Linked DNA regions of Homo sapiens: region 2 is linked to region 1. Evidence: chromatin contacts called from ENCODE Hi-C or POLR2A ChIA-PET data. All regions are on one chromosome and are shown on one strand. The core of a region is the stretch at or near the end of the contact, and the rest is flanking DNA. Distances in the headings are between cores, read along the strand shown. Region 1 has its middle 23 kb from the start of SERPINB1. Region 2 has its middle 31 kb from the start of SERPINB6.

The links. Hi-C counts contacts between places; a loop is a spot of excess contacts on that map. ChIA-PET counts read pairs that join two places held with the same protein, here RNA polymerase II (POLR2A). Pooled maps may share reads with other maps.
Region 2: a loop to region 1 is called in a pooled map, with 2.9 times the contacts of the local background. The contact joins two enhancer-like sites. A Hi-C loop is called at or near these places in 3 of 50 pooled maps. POLR2A ChIA-PET finds 5 or more read pairs at or near these places in 8 of 52 experiments (H1, K562, OCI-LY7 and 4 more).

What each region holds. Positions count from the first base shown.
Region 1 is chr6:2,817,366-2,820,047 of GRCh38, forward strand. No RefSeq gene overlaps it. Among named protein-coding and RNA genes, the nearest start is that of SERPINB1, 23 kb to the right of the region's middle. Within about 2 kb of position 1,331, at least 9 of the 41 ENCODE cell types and tissues checked have a DNase peak (open chromatin) inside an H3K27ac peak, as active enhancers do.
Region 2 is chr6:2,939,028-2,941,709 of GRCh38, forward strand. No RefSeq gene overlaps it. Among named protein-coding and RNA genes, the nearest start is that of SERPINB6, 31 kb to the right of the region's middle. Within about 2 kb of position 1,369, at least 9 of the 41 ENCODE cell types and tissues checked have a DNase peak (open chromatin) inside an H3K27ac peak, as active enhancers do.

The sequences.
Region 1 (2,682 bases), core at 81-2,580:
TTAAGACTCGTTTTGTGGTCCAAAATATGGTGTATCTTGCTCAGTGTCCCATGTACCTTGAGAAAAATGTGTATTCTGCTGTTGTTGGATAGACAGAGTGTTCTATACATGTCAATGAGGTCAATTTGGTTGGTAGTGTTGTTCAAGTCTTCTGTATCTTTACTGATTTTCTGTCTGTTTGTTCTTTCATTTATTGAGAGACATGTACTACAATCTCTTACTATAATAGTGGGTTTATCTGTCTCTTCTTTCAGTTCTTTCAGTTTTTGCTCGATGTATTTTGATCTTTTGTTATGTGCATGGACTAGAATTGGTTTAGGAGGAAGAGAATCTGTAGTTCTTTATAGCTTTGTGGTTGATGAGGATTGGGTGCTGGTGAAGAAGAAGGAGGAATCAAAATAAGTCTGTATTGTCTGGTATCTGTGCATTCAGGTATTTATGTAAGTCATTAGAAAACTAGGGTGCTCAAATTAGGGACAGTCTTAGGGCCAGTGTTTTCTCCAAAGTCTGTGCTTCAGGCCTGTTATTTTGTCATTTTATCCAGAGTGCAGTGCCTTCATTCTGTCTTTCTTGCCACTCATATTTCACTCTCAGATTCTTCATTCCTACAAAGATATAAATGACTAATCTTTACTAAGATGTAAAAGGTGGCTAAAGACCATCATTCCTGTAGTAAGCATTTTTATAGTAAAGAAGACTCAAGATTTTAAGGTAACAGGGTGTAGCTTAGCCATGGAATTTCAGGCATTAGTCAGAGTTACATAAGCAAGATCTCCGGAAGCAGAGGAACTGGACTCCTCCGGGAACAGCTATAGACTATCAACATTTCTTCTTGGCTTAGATGAGCCTGGTTTCAGGTACAATAAACACTCAGTGTTCCCAAATCCTCCAACATTTTTACCACTATAAAAAGGAAACACGCCTTGTTGATTTGTGTTGAAAATTCAAAGGTTATCATAACCTTCCTGCTCTCCAGGAAAATCCAGTTCTGACCAAATCACTTACAGCACATGAACCTGAACGCTGAAAGTTTATTTTTGCTTTCCCCCAGTATAACTGCTTGCTCTGCCACAGACCTCACAGGTGGCATTTTCAAAAATCATTAGGAATTTTGACCCATAATGCTTCAAACTCAAACCAAAGCTGAGACTGCAGAAATAGCAGTAAAATATCCAGCATCTTATCTTATAATTAAGCTTGATGAATCTATCACTTTTTACTTCTGCTGCCTCATAATTCAGGAATGTAAAGGGACTTTATTTTGTGTGGGAGAGAGCAGAATATGGATAGATTTGCTGAAGTTACTGAGACAATGATAAGAGGAGAAATGAAATCAACAAGGAAGCTGTTGCCCGGCAACATGGTTGGTTTCAAAGAGACAGAGCAACCTTCGGTAATAACCATGAGCAATCTATGAAAATAACTCATGAATCCCTGAGTTAGAAAATATATATGTTGTGATTGGGTTAGGCTAAATACTTCCCCCAAAGAACCAAAGCATCTAGCTGTCCCGTTCTGTTCCATAAATATGAACTGTGCTTCCTGCCTAGGATCCCTCCCATTTGGAGTGCAGTCTCTGCCAGCTGGGACATTTTGTGGCTTTTGTATTTTTATATTTTGTTTTTATTACAAACCTGGTCTGTGTGTAATATTTTTACTCAGCACAATGAACTGCAGTGATGTGATGTATCCAAATTATGCCAGATACCTTGTTTTGCCTGCCTGGTGAAGCTTTGCTGGCTTGATCACCAGCATTTGGCCAGTGTGTCCCATCCCTTAACAGGACCATGAACACTAGTGAGGACCACAGGGTGGTATAGCTTGAAGGACCCTTACAGAACATTCTTCATTTTTGCCCATGGGGAATATGGCTTCTATGTCTGATACGCTAACGGCCATCTCCTTTTGCTCTTTGAGTCAACAGCTCCAAATAGAATCTGGTCTTTATGTCATACCCTGCCCTGTCTTTTTCCTCTGTTAAAGGACTCCTTGCCAGCAAGGACTCCACTATACTTATTCCTGGTCCCCAGCCACGAGCACAGTTTCCAGTATTCAGAAACATTAATACGTGGATCTGAGCAACAATCTTCAAGATGCGTAGTAGATTTTGGTCTGCCACAGGCTGCCTTAAGCACATGAAGAAGTGTCACACCTCCCTCACCAGCCTGAGTTATGCTGGGGGCAGTAAAGTGGGTAAGAGCACAGACTTTGCAAAAAACAACTAATGCTGGTGAGGCTGAGGAGAAAAGGGAAAATTTATACACTGCTGGTGAGAATGTGTATTAGTTCAGCCACTGTAGAAAGCAGCTTGGAGACTTCTCAAAGAACCTAAAACAGAACTACCAAGTGACCCAGCAATCCCATTAATGGGTATATACCCAAAGGAAAACAAATCAATCTATAAGACAGACACGTGCTCTCGGATGTTTATTGCAGCACTATTCATAATAGCAACGATATGGATTCAACCCAGGTGCCCATCAACAGTGGATTAGATAATGAAAATATGGTATACACACACCCCAAACCTAAGTATCATGCAATACATTCATGGAACAAACCTGCAGATGCACCCCTGAATCCAAAATAAAATTATTTTTTAAAGGATGAAAATAGATAAGTAAATACAAATTAAAAAAAGAAAAGAGCACAGGCTTTGGGGCCAGACAGTCTATGTTGAAC
Region 2 (2,682 bases), core at 119-2,618, 120 kb after region 1:
GTAGTTCCAGCACTTTGGGAGGCTGAGGCAGGTGGATCATGAAGTCAGGAGATCAAGACCATCCTGGTTTACATGGTGAAACCCTGTCTCTACTAAAAATACAAAAAATCAGCCAGGCGTGGTGGCAAGCACCTGTAGTCCCAGCTACTCGGGAGGCTGAGGCAGGAGAATCGCTTGAACCCTGGAGACAAAGGTTGCAGTCAGCTGAGATTGTACCACTGCACTCCAGCCTGGGCAATAGAGCGAGACTCCGTCCAAAAAAAAAAAAAAATCAAAGCGGAAGCAGCACTTGATTTTTGAAGTCTCCTGCTTGACCCTCTTCCAAGCCTACTTTCTCCAATGAACTTTCACATTGCTTAAAATAAATGTTCCCTTGCCTGTCTCTCATTTGAATTCTTTCCTTTTAAAAGTACAAAGTGAGAAGTGACAGCATGCTGGCAGTCCTCACAGCCCTCGGTCGCTCTGGGTGCCTCCTCTGCCTGGGCTCCCACTTTGGCGGCACTTGAGGAGCCCTTCAGCCCGCCGCTGCACTGTTGGAGTCCGTTTCTGGGCTGGCCACGCAAGGCCGGAGCCGGCTTCCTCAGCTTGCAGGGAGGTGTGCAGAGAGAGGCGCCAGCGGGAACTGGGGCTGTGCGCGGCGCTTGCGGGCCAGCTGGAGTTCCGGGTGGGCGTGGGCTTGGCGGGCCCCGCACTCGGAGCAGCCGGCCGGCCATGCCGGCCTCGGGCAATGAGGGGTTTAGCACCCGGGCCAGTGGCTGCAGAGGGTGTACTGGGTTCCCCCATAGTGCCAGCCCACCAGCGCTGCGCCCTATTTCTCACTGGGCCTTAGCTGCCTTCCCGCGGGGCAGGACTTGGGACCTGCAGCCCGCCATGCCCGAGCCTCCCTGATGAACACCACCCCCTACTCCATGGCTCCCAGTCCCATCGACCACCCAAGGGCTGAAGAGTGTGGGCGCATGGCGTGGGAGTGGCAGGCAGCTCCACCTGCAGCCCCAGTACAGGATCCACTGGGTGAAGCCAGCTGGGCTCCTGAGTCTGGTGGGGACCATGGAGAACATTTGTGTCTGGCCCAGCGATTGTAAATACACCAATCGGCACTCTGTATCTAGCTCAAGGTTTGTAAACACACCAATCAGCATCCTGCATCTAGCTCAAGGTTTAGTGAATGCACCAATTGACACTCTATATCTAGCTACTCTGGTGGGGCCTTGGAGAACCTTTATGTCTAGCTCAGGGATTGTAAACGCACCAATCAGCGCCCTGTCAAAACAGACCACTTGGTTCTACCAATCAGCAGGATGTGGGTGGGGCCAGATAAAAGAATAAAAGCAGGCTGCCGGAGCTTGTAGTGGTAACCCGTTGGGGTTTTCTGTGCTGTGATAAGGTTTGTTCGTTTGCATTTGGCGTCTGCGTTGCCTTTATGAGCTGTAGCGCTCACTGCGAAAATTGTCACTTTATTTCTGAAGTGGGTGAGATGACGAGCCCGGCAGGAGGAACGAAACACTCATCTGTGAAAGTTGCAACTTCATTTCTGAAGTAGGTGAGACGACTCTGTGAAAGTTGCAACTTCATTTCTGAAGTGGGTGAGACGACGAGCCCATTAGGAGGAACGGAACACTCACTGCGAAAGTTGCAATTTCATTTCTATAGTGGGTGAGACGACGAGCCCAGTGAGAGTGAACGAACAACTCCAGGCGCGCCGCCTTAAGAGCTATAGTATTCACTGAGGGTTTGCGGTTTTATTCTTGAAGTCAGTGAAACCAAAAACCAATTTCTGGGTGTAAAAAGACCAAGGTTCTTGCAAGGTTGCTCCTCCCAAATTCCTTCAGATAGGGGAAGACACACAGTTTACAAGAACATTTTGAATCTTACTCATTTTCAAGTATATAATATATATTTTTAATTGTAGCCAACATGACTTACAATAAGTAAACTTAAAAAGATATAAGCCACCCATGTTGGGTGTGGGGGTACATGCCAGTAATCCCAGCTGCGTGGGAGGCTGAGGTGGGGTAGATTGCTGGAGTCCAGGAATTTGAGGCCAGCCTGGGCAACATAACACCCCATTTCTGAAAGTAAACAAAGCCCTAATTATGTTCATTTTCCCCCTTCATTTTCAGATTTCCCATTTTGGCCACGCTTCACATGCGACACATATAGAAGTACACAGCAGCTTCCCCCCTTACCTGCAAGGGATATGTTCAGAGATCTCCAGTGGATGCCTGAAACTATGGATAGTACTGAATCCTATATATACTGTTTTTTTCTATACATATAATAAAGTTTATAAATTAGGTACAGTAAGAGATTAAAAACTCAAAATATGAGTTAAACTCATATGCAATATAATATATGCAATAAAATTGAAATACTGTCAAACTCTGTAAAGTATTTGAAGAGATTTGTTCTGAGCCAAATGTGAGTGACCGTGGCCTCTGACACAGCCCCTGGAGATCCTGAGAACACGTGCCCAAGGTGGTGGTGGTCAGGGGGGAGCTTCTGGGTCGCAGGTGGATTCCAAGATTTTCTGGTTGAAAGTTCATCTAAAGACCTGAAATCAATAGAAGGGAGTGTGTGGGTTAAGATAAGGTGTTGTGGAGACCAAGGGTCTTATTCTGCAGATGAAGCGAGCAGGCTTCAGAGAGCATCTATTGTAAATGTCTCTTTTCAGACTCTCCTGGA